2 separate regions of the Homo sapiens genome follow, and region 1 is linked to region 2. Evidence: chromatin loops called from intact Hi-C (ENCODE). Cell type or tissue: PC-3. All regions are shown on one strand. Links, peaks and the distances in the headings refer to the core of each region. The heading gives the core; the rest is flanking DNA.

What was found. Hi-C counts contacts between places; a loop is a spot of excess contacts. Peaks named below come from ENCODE experiments on the same cell type or tissue, not always from the same donor. Only the 100,000 strongest peaks of a DNase experiment are listed, where the experiment ranks them.
Region 1: a loop joins it to region 2, with 8 times the contacts of the local background. A loop is called at or near these places in 30 of 110 quality-filtered maps.

The regions. Positions count from the first base shown.
Region 1 is chr14:70,711,804-70,717,185 of GRCh38, forward strand. LINC01269 (long intergenic non-protein coding RNA 1269) reads left to right here. Exons shown (of 4, transcript NR_125769.1): 4 at 207-350. Among named protein-coding and RNA genes, the nearest start is that of LINC01269, 16 kb to the left of the region's middle. In PC-3, for the core only: CTCF peaks have their summits at 2,432 (motif pointing left) and 2,631; a DNase peak (open chromatin) is centred at 2,388; H3K27ac peaks cover 516 bases.
Region 2 is chr14:70,814,786-70,820,167 of GRCh38, forward strand. MAP3K9-DT (MAP3K9 divergent transcript) reads left to right here. Exons shown (of 2, transcript NR_184164.1): 2 at 326-1,263. Among named protein-coding and RNA genes, the nearest start is that of MAP3K9, 8.0 kb to the left of the region's middle. RefSeq lists an enhancer at 2,947-3,241. In PC-3, for the core only: CTCF peaks have their summits at 3,082 and 3,285; a DNase peak (open chromatin) is centred at 3,056; H3K27ac peaks cover 724 bases.

The DNA of each region.
Region 1 (5,382 bases), core at 330-5,329, 100 kb before region 2:
ACAGCTTTGCTTATTCCCACTCTGAGCTTCCAGATAACTATGCCTCCATTAATCCCTACTGAGGAACACAAGATTCCTCAACTACATTGGGGATGCTGAGTGGATTTTGCCTCATCAGTGGCTTTGAAAGTTGGAAGTGAAGTATTGGGATCTAGCCGTGATTGGCCTTCATTCATTAATCAGTGCTGCTTTCTCTACCTTTCCAGGTTTATGAGCAGGAACCATTGCTTAAGAAATACTCACCATCAAGCAGAATCATGAGGGACAGAGCACCATGAACTCAGGGAGCAAAGAGAACACTGTGGGGGTATTCTTAGGGATGGAATCTCCACATCAAATCTATTGGCAAGACCTGGATGTTCTTGGAAATGTGAAACATTGAAAATGTTGAACATTAATCTTCTCCTCATCTCCAGTATCAACACCCAACTGAGGCCACCATCATTTCTTGGGTTTGGGTGGACAATTGCAACAGCCACCTATGACTGCTGTGACTTTGTCTATGACTCCAGTTAATCCATCCTCCACTCCACCGCCTGAATGATCTCTTCAAAATTCACAGTAGGTAATGACACCCCAGTGGAAAATGCTGATTGCCTTCTACTTAGAATAAATCCCAAATTCTTTACTGTGGCCTATAAAACCCTCAGTGCAATCCTCTCTGGATGAGCTCATCATTTTTAAGTCTCAGGTTAAATTAGCGGTTCTCAAAAGGGAGCAGTGTTGCCCTTTAAGAGACATTTGGCAATGTTGGGAGATATTTTTGGTTGTCATAAGTGGAAGTCAGGGGGTGCTACTGGCATCCAGCGGTCAGAGGCCAGGGATGCTGTTGAACATTCTGCAATGCACAGAATAGTCCCCTATAGCAAAGAATTGTCTGACCCAAAATATCAGAAGTGCCAAAGTTAAGAAATCCTGACTTAAAATCACTTTCCTGTAGTGACTTTATCTGACCATCTTTATCTCAAATTGGTTTCCATCCCCTATGCTCTTCATACCTCTAACCACAATTTGCAATTCCCTTCTTATTGTCATTTACATACATGTAAGCTCCACATACCGGGCTATGGACAAAGTATGTCTTGTCCAACTTTGTTGTCTCAACATGTACCACTTAGCAGATGCTCAATAAATATTTGTAGGAAGAAGAAGGGCAGGAAGGGGGAAGGGCAAGAAGAAAAGGCAGTCAAGGTGAAGCAGCACCCCTGCCCTTCTGAGCCCCTTTCAGTATCATGCTGACTCTCATCTTCATGTGGAAAACCTGCCATTTGACTGGGCCAGTTGCACTGATTATGTTTTACCGGAGAATGAGCCGAGTGGACTAGGAAAACACTTTAAAACTCAGTTGTGGGGCAGGGTAGGGGGTGGGGGCATTGGCATGAAAATGTTTAGATTTCTTCAGTATTGACTTTGTTTTGTCAAACAAGTCCTCTTGAGGGTAGGGACCATGTCTAGTTCAGTCTCCGCTGTAGCTCCAGCACCTTGCATAGTGCGTAGTGCAGACATAGTGGGTTTCCCAAAAGTGTTTGTGAATATGTGAGTACCCCCCCAGCCTGCAGGGGAGGGAGGGTTGATACCCCACTGCACCCACTTCTTCAGCAGCTCATAAACCCACTTATGAAGCCAACCTTCAGGTCAGACTCTTGCTTTTCTTCTTATTAGTGGCCCTTAAAAGAGCATTGCCAATAAAAACTTCAGCTCTGGAAAAGAATTCTGGCCTTTGTCAGCTATTTCCGACAGCCCTTGAAAGAAAAATAAATTTGGCTCCAAGTTTTCCCATGCCTGTTTATAGTTCCTCACACAAAGCTCTGCCGTTTATACAATTTTGTCACCCAGAGACCCAGCTAACTCTATCTCAGAGGCAGCCTCTCCCGTCCCCACCTCAGCAGCCTCCACTCCAACTTCCTCCTCCCCACTTAGGGCTTCCAAGGACCCATGAGGATAAGCTGCAGGCTGTGAGGTTTCTATAGTACACTCCTTCCTGGAATGACTCTGCCTAAATTTCACCTTTAAGCCTCAGAGATTCATGTTATCTTATTAGCAACACAAAATGGAAAAGACTGAACCCTTTCAGTTTAATCTGCTGAGTTTCTGAGGCTGCAGGGAACTCCTCCAAGGAATGTGCTTAGCTTTTGTTAGAGGAAGTTAAAAAAAAAAAAGGCCCAACATATTATTTGGCATAAATCTACTCATCTAATTTAGATTGTAGAAACCTATTGATTAGGTTCCCAAGCCTGTCACTTTTTCCCTATAGCGACTACAAATATCACTGCCATTGGGAAATTTCACATCATAAAACTCACTACTATGATCCCACTTTCATATTTTCCCTCTCTCTCTCCATCTTTTCCTTTCTCACGCACACAAAATCTGTTCTTTGGTCTCATCAGCGCCATCTGGTGGTGTTTCAAATGTTTCAGTACCCTTTAAAAAAAAAAAAAAAAGATTGAAGACCCCAAAGAGCACCTGAGTATGTGTCATATCTATCACAGTTATCCTATTCAAAAATGAAACTGGCCAGGCACGGTGGCTGACGCCTGTAATCCCAGCATTTTTGGGAGGCCAAGGTGGGCGGATCACTTGAGGTCAGGAGTTCCAGACCAACCTGGCCAACATGGTGAAACCCTGTCTCTCCTAAAAATACAAAAATTAGTGGGGCACGGTGGCAGGCACCTGTAATCCCAGCTATTCGGGAGGCTGAGGCAGGAGAATCAATGGATGTCATATAATGAAATGATGTCATATAATGAAATGTGTCAACATTGAAGATCTGTATAACTCAAGGAAGCAATATTTCCCAAATGGCCGTGAATGAGATTACAAAATCATGCATTCAAAATGCATTCAATCCAGGAGAATCGCCGGAACCCAGGAGGCAGAAGTTGCAGTGAGCTGATATTGTGCCACTATACTCCAGCCTGGGCGACAGAGCAAGACTCCATCTCTAAAAAGAAAAAAAGAAAAATGAAACTGAAAACTTTTGGAAAACATTTATTGATCCATTTAAAAATAACAGTAATAAATGTTTAACATAAATAACAAATTTTAATAAAAAAATCTGTATTTTCCAAAACAAAAACAAATTTAGGAAGAGTGGCATTATTTTACATTTTTGCACATCTCTTTAATGTCTGACTTAAAAGACACCTAAATTTTCATATCTGCTTCTGTGTTCAATCTGTTCCAATATCTTGTTTTAGTTGAAACATATGAAGAAAATCTGGCCTCACACAGATATGTAGTTGGAAAAGAAGTGAGTATTTTAATAGCCTTTTAAGATCATTGTGGGTATTCTTCTTTGATATTATTCCAAAACTCCACAAGTTATGGTTTCTTAAAAGTTAGCTGGAATGGAGAATCTGAAACCACATCCATGAACTTTTGGTACTGTTATGTTAAAACCTGCTGTTCTATCTTCGACTTTGAATGCATTTTTGCATGCATGATTTTGTAATCTCATTCACTGCCATTTGGGAAATATTGCTTCCTCGAGTTATACAGATCTTCAGTGTTGACACATTTCATTATATGACATCAAAAAATCACATTGACTGATACTGTTACCAATTTCCTAAAAAAGTCTTTAGGTACCAAGAAACTGCCAAAGCCAGGTATGGTGAGGGCTCATGCCTGTAATCCCAGCAGGGGAGGCTGAGGCAGGTGGATTTCTTGACTCCAGGAGTTCCAGACCAGCTTAGCAAGATCCCGTCTCTACCAAAAAAAAAAAAAGAAGTAGAAAAGAAAAAGAAAAATTAGTCGGGTGTGGTGGCGTGTGCCTGCAGTCCCTGTAGTCCCAGCTACTTCGGAGGCTCAGACAGGAGGATTGCTTCAGCTCAGGAGGTCAAGGCTGCAGTGAGTCCTGATCATGCCACTATACTCCAGCCTGGGTGACAGGGTAAGATCCTATCAGGGAGGAAGAAAGGAGGGGAGGAAAAAGGGAAGAAAAAGAGAGGAAAAGGGGAGAAAGGGAAGGGAAGGGAAGGGTCAAGTTCATGATAGACAAAAATTTTCCAAAATTCTAATTTTCAATTGAAAGCTTGAATTTCATCGTTGGCAACAAATACAGTTGTTTTCAGTGAAGTGACAGGCTAACTTTGTTCACTTGCAAGAAAATATCTGTGAAATACTCAATCCTGAATAACCATAGTTTGCTTGACAATTATCCTTTCAAGTAAAAACAGTGTTTCATTTAAAAAAGAAAAAAAAAAAGGCCGGGCACGGTAGCTCACGCCTGTAATCCCAGCATTTTGGGAGGCCAAGGTGAGCTGATCACGAGGTCAGGAGATCGAGACCATCCTGGCCAACATGGTGAAACCCCATCTCTACTAAAAATACAAAAATTAGCTAGGTGTGGTGGCACGTGCCTCTAATCCCAGCTACTTGGGAGGCTGAAGCACGAGAATCGCTTGAACCCAGGAGGCAGAGCTTGCAGTGAGCCAAGATCACACCACTGCACTCCAGCCGGGTGACAGAGGGAGACACTCCGTCTCAAAAAAAAAAAAAAAAGAAAAAGAAAAAGAAAAAGAAAAAGAAAAAAAAAGGCAGCTAGTTCAGCTCGCAACTCAATCACATATGTGCTTTTCCTCCAGGCAAACTTGTAGTTCAATACACAGCAGAAATACTTGATGTGACGATGTGACTTCACATTTCATCTCAGAGAATGTTAAAAAGATATAGTTAAGCAAGAGTCAGGATTTAATTAACATAGTAATGTTACTAAGTAACTATTGCTTTATCAAGGGCATTCTTAAGTGAAACTGGCATTCCCATTACTTCAAGCGCCTGGTGATGGAGAATACAAGGAGTGCTGTCCCATTTGCTGTCTCTGCCTGTCCCAAGATGCCAGGAGTTTGACCTGCCGTGCTTTTCGGTGCAAATGTCAACACAGTGAAAAAGATAAACAACAGTTTAGTGTTATTGTGAAAATAGTTTTGACCTCCCCTATCTCCAGGGATCGACGGGCCAAACATTGAAAACTGTTACATTACTGGGACAAAACTCCCAAGATGGGTTGTAGGAGGAAGGAGGGAGGGGCTGTTATATTCTGACTTTAATATCATTTGCTCAGAGATAGGAGCATAGAAAAGATCCCCTATGCCTGAAATTTATCTCCTAAACCTCTCACCCCACATGTTATTTTCCATTTCCTTTTCTGATTCTGCATAGAATGTGTCCTGAGAGACACATTTTTTTCCTCACCCCAGGGCAAACTAAATAGCACAGGCAGAACCCAGCTGGAAGCACCCTCTTCATCTCCCACCTATGTAAAAATTAATCTTTTTTTCCCTACCAGTTATTGCCTAACACTAGTGCTTATCACAAAGAAAAGGCTGCAAGAACAAAGTGCTCTGTGAGATAAGGAATTTAAGATAAGTGAGCTGG
Region 2 (5,382 bases), core at 108-5,107:
ATGGGGTTGCTGTGAAGGTTAGATGAAGTAAGAGGTCCTCCTGGCAGTGCCTAATACATAATAATAAGTGCTTAATAAATTGTAAATGTTATTACAGTTGATAGTATTTAATTCCTCTATGAGGAATTATGAGTTAATGTAGCTTGAACCACCAAAAAGGTAAGAAATCTTTCCTCTTTTAGGAAAACCTCAGTTCAGAAAAGCAATAAACTATGGGGGGGGTGGCTGTTTAGAATGTTGCATCTCTGGAGAGCAAGTTGCATTTTAACAATGATCAGAGCCTTTAATTAAGGAGTGAAGGTCAAATCATTTCTGCTTCATCCAGCCTGGTTGCAGAGTGAGCCCATGGGACAGCCCTCTGAAATTATACTGCTTACAACCATGCTGAGTCTGCAAGGACTTCGTCCAAGCCTTTCCGTCCAGGACCTCAAACAGATCCAATCACAAGAAGAGAGATTTCAGGAAAGAGAAAATTATTCCTATCATCGGGGTTTTTGAAGAACATGAAATGACTGGGAAAATAATCATGTTAAGTGGAAAAAAAAAAGAAATCTATCTGTTGTAATTTTCAAATAATTTTTAAATAAATTTGAAAAATTAAGAGAACTATATATATAATACATTCCTAATCTTGTGAAAAATATATATGCATTAATATTATTGAAAGAAATATATCAAAAGGTGAACAGCAATTATCACCAATCTAGATTATGAGATTAGGAGTGATTTTTTTTCTTTGTCCTATACTATTTAATATTTTCTACCATTAAAATATTCTGATTTTCTAATTAGAATAGTACGTTAGACAAAGAAGGACAAATATCACATGAACTCTCACTCTCTTATGGAACAGATCTTGTGGAATCTAAAAAAGTTGAACTCATAGAAAAAGAGGAAAATGATGGTTACCAGTTAGAAAAAAGGAATAAGTTCAAGAGATCTATTGTACACCATGGTCAATATAGTTAACAATATATTTTATACTTTAAAATTGCTAAGGTAGTAGATTTTAAGTGTTCTCACCACACAAAAAAATAAGTATGTGAAAAGCATATGGTAATTAGCTTGATTTAACCACGCCACAGTGCATACATATGTCAAAACATCATGTTGTATACTATAAATATATACACTTTTTGTCAATTTTAAACAGGTTATAAAAAAACATGTTATTGTTGATAATTATGAAAAATTTTAATGATGTGGAAATGTGTACAGTATAATGATAAATGAAAGAGTAGTAAAAATCCTTATAAAATATAATTACAAATGTGTTGGGTGGATAATATAAAAATCTTAACAGCTATTTCTGAGCTAAGTGGTGGAGCATGGGTAATTTTTAGTGCCTTCTGTGTCAGGCTGTTCTTGCATTGCTATGAAGAAATACCTGGCCAGGCGCGGTGGCTCACGCCTATAATCCCGGCACTTTGGGAGGCCAAGGCGGGTGGATCACCTGAGGTCAGGAGTTCGAGACCAGCCTGGCCAACATGGTGAAACCCCGTCTCTACTAAAAATACAAAAATTAGCCAGGTAAGGTGGTGCGTGCCTGTAGTTCCAGCTGCTGGGGAGGCTGAGGCAGGAGAATCGTTTGAACCCAGGAGGCGGAGGTTGCAGTGAGCTGAGATAGCCTGGGTAACAGACCAAGACTCTGTCTCAAAAAAAATAAAAATAAAAATAAAAAAGAAATACCTGAGAAAAGGTAATTTATAAAGGAAAGAGGTTTAATTGGCTTGCGATTCTTCAAGTTTTACATGAAGCATGGCAGCATCTGATTTTAGGGAGGCCTCAGGAAGCTTCCAATCCTGGCATAAAGCAACGAGGAGCAGGTACGTCACATGGCGAAAGCAGTAACAAGAGAGAGAGTAACGGGGGAGGTGCCACACCCTTTTAAACAATCACATCTCATGAGAACTCACTATCCTGAAGACAGCACCAAGGGGATAGTGCTAAACCATGCATGAAAAATCCGCCCCCATGATCCAATCGCCTCCCACCAGGCCCCACCTCCCACATTGGGGATTACAATTCAACAAGAGATTGGGGCGGGGACAGACGGCCAAACTATGTCACCTTCATTTTACTTTTCTTTTTCCTACAGCAAAAATAACCATGTGATATTTGTGTAATTGTAATAAAGAACTACAAAATCACTTTTATCTTTTTAAATACAAAATTCAAACTAAAATCATTATTGTTAGTTGGAGAGATGGTGGAGGAAGGAAAACAGAAGCTGAGGATGACACTACTAATAAGTAACAATAATGACAATGACTCCTGTTACTTAACGGCTTGCTTAGGTTCACAGTCTTTTTTATTTGCTAGACGCTTTAACGGCTTCTTCCAAGCAAACAAAAGTCTTGGAATCCAAACAGTCCCTTTACTCCTCACCCCTCATACCTCATGGAGGGAAATTCTTGGTTATGTGCAGACACATATGTGGACTAAGTTAGCATGGCTGTGGCACCCCTTACCTGACACGGATTTAGACTTTAGCTTTTCAAACGTTTTGGTCTGTATTTATTTATTTATTGAGACGGAGGCTCACACTGTCACCCAGGCTGGAGTGCAGTGGCGCCATCTCCGCTCACTGCAACCTCCGCCTTCCCAGGTTCAAGCGATTGTCCTGCCTCAACCTCCCGAGTGGCTGGAATTACAGGCGCCCACCCACCACACCCAGCTAATTTTTCTATTTTTAGTAGAGACGGGGTTTCACCATGTGGTCTCGAACTCTTGACCTCAGCTGATCTGCCCGCCTCGGCCTCCCAAAGTGCTGGGATTACAGGCGTGAGCCACAGCGCCCGGCAAACCTTGGTCTTTAAATCACGTTGGCAAGACTGAACTCAAACGTAAGCTCTCTGTTTTGGTTTTGAGAGTTGTGCCTTCTTATCTAAAACAGTAACAATTTAAATATTTTTGTTATTTAAACAAACCAATAAGATCTGAGGAATGAGCAACCGTCACAGTTGTCTGAATAACACATTGCACGGTAGTGGTGGCTGTTTCATAACGGACTTGGCACAGCAGTGCCCTCTTAGAGACAAAGGTGGACCATTGCGCCGCCGTGTGGTATTGAGGGGTATGGCGCCTTCTTCCTTTTATAATTACGCTTTTTCTAGTTAAGAACTAGAATAACCTTCGCGGTCGCTGGGTGGAGCCCTTTCAATTTGTTGTGTGGGCTAACTAAGTGTGGAAACTAAGACTCAGGCAAGTGATGTTACTGGGGCTTGAACCCAAATCTTCACCCTTTGTGCTCCCAGCTTTTCAAGTTAACTCAGGGATGTCTGCACATAGCTGGAGGGAAACGGAGCTGTCTTATGCAAAACTCAATTTCACATTCAAAGAAACTGAAGTGTAGAGAGGATAAGTGACTTGCTAAAAGGTCTGCGCTAATTTGGGGTCCTTCGTTTTTTATTCTACTCATTCGTTTATTCACCAAATATTTATACACGTGTCTACTACATGTCAGGCACCATTCAAGGCACTAGAGATAAAATAGTGAACACAGCAAACAAAAATCCCTTCCTGCAAAAATCCCTTCATCTCTTCCCTTCATAAAGCTCATGTTCTAATGGGGGAAACAAAGTAAGCAACTAAAATATATAATACCAGATTAGAGAGGGGTAAATGCAAAGAAGAAATAAAAGGGAAGGGGGATACGAAATGTTAGGAGGGGCTACTTTTCTGAGTGGCCAGAGAAAACCTCCTTGATAAGGTGACTGGTGACTTTTTTTTTTTTTTTTTTGAGATAGAGTCTCACTCTGTGGCCCAGGCTGCAGTGCAATGTCATGATCTCAGCTCACTGCAACCTCTGCCTGCCAGTTCAAGTGATTTTCCTTCCTCAGCCACCACGTAGCTGAGACTACAGGCACATGCCACCATGCCCAGCTAATTTTTGTATTTTTAGTAGAGACAGGGTTTCACCTTGTTGGCCAGGCTGGTCCTGAACTCCTGACCTCAGGTGATCCACCTGCCTTGGTCTCCCAAAGTGCTGGGATTACAGGTGTGAGCCATGGCACCCGGCCAACAAGGTGACTTTTGAGTAAAAACACCTGAAAGAATTTAGGAAACCAGTCATACAGATACAGGGGAAGAGCATTCAGGCAAACTGCATGGTAGTGCAAAGGCCCTAAGACAGGAAAATGCCTGTGTATTCATGAAAAGATAGCAAACTCAAGGGTAGTAAGAGCTATAAGAGGTAGGGTGGCCTGTTCACATGGGGTCCTTCAGGTCAAAGGAGGACTTTGGTTTTACTTTAAATGAGACAGGCTATTGAAGAGGTTTGTTTTTGTTTTTGTTTTTGTTTTTTTCTGAGACAAGGTCTCACTCTGTTGCCCAGGCTGGAGTGCAATGGCGTGATCTCAGCCCATTACAGCCTCAACCTGCCGGGCTCAAGCGGTTCTCCCACCTTAGCCTCCTGAGTAGCTGGGACTACAGGCATGCGCCATCACACCCAGCTAATTTTTGTTGTTGTCGTTGTTTTGCTTTGTTTTGTTTTTTGTAGAGACAAGGTCCCACTATGTTGCCCAGACTGTCTCGAACCCCTGGGCTCAAGCAATTCTCCTGCTGTGGCCTCCCAAAGTACTGGGATTACAGACGTGAGCTACCATGCCCTGCCACACCGATGATTTCAATGAGCAGAGGAGTGGTGTGGTCTGCCTTTTCAACAAGATCACTCTGGCTACTGGGTTTGCAACAGGCTTCAGAAAGCAAGTGCGGGGACTGTGAGAGGAAGGGACTATTCAGTAAGCCTGTCAAGGGATAACAGCAAATTAGAAAAGGGAGGTGACAATGGGTATGGTCAAAAGTGGCCAGAATTTAGAAATACATTTTGAGGGTAGACCAACCAGGTTTGCTGATGAATCAGAAAGGGAATAAAAGAAAGAGAGGAGTCAAGGATGACATCAAGGTTTTTGGTTTGAGCAACTGGAAGGCTGGCGTTGCCATTAACGGAGAATGTGGGAAAAGCTGGTTTGGGGGCAAATCTCACCAGTTTAATGTTAGACATGATAAGTTTGAGATCACTGTTCTATACCCAAGTGGAGATGTCAAGTGGGCAGTTGATTACATCATCTGGAGTTCATTCAAGAACTGTTAAATGACAACAGTCTAGTCCCTGAGAACCTTAACTCTATAAAATGACTAAGGGCGCAATAATGATTAGAAAACATTCAGACTCAAATAATAAAATACTTTCTCCTTTAACGTGGTTTTCCAGATTTCTACTCAAGGAGACCTTTTAAGTGGCTATTCCTTTCCTAGTTGAAGGCTGTGAATCTTTTGCTCACAGACATGAGACATGAGTCTCCTGACACTGATGAGACCTTTAAGACAGTTGCCTGTTCTCTGGGTTACTGGATGGAGCCCTTTGTGAAGTCAGTGGGA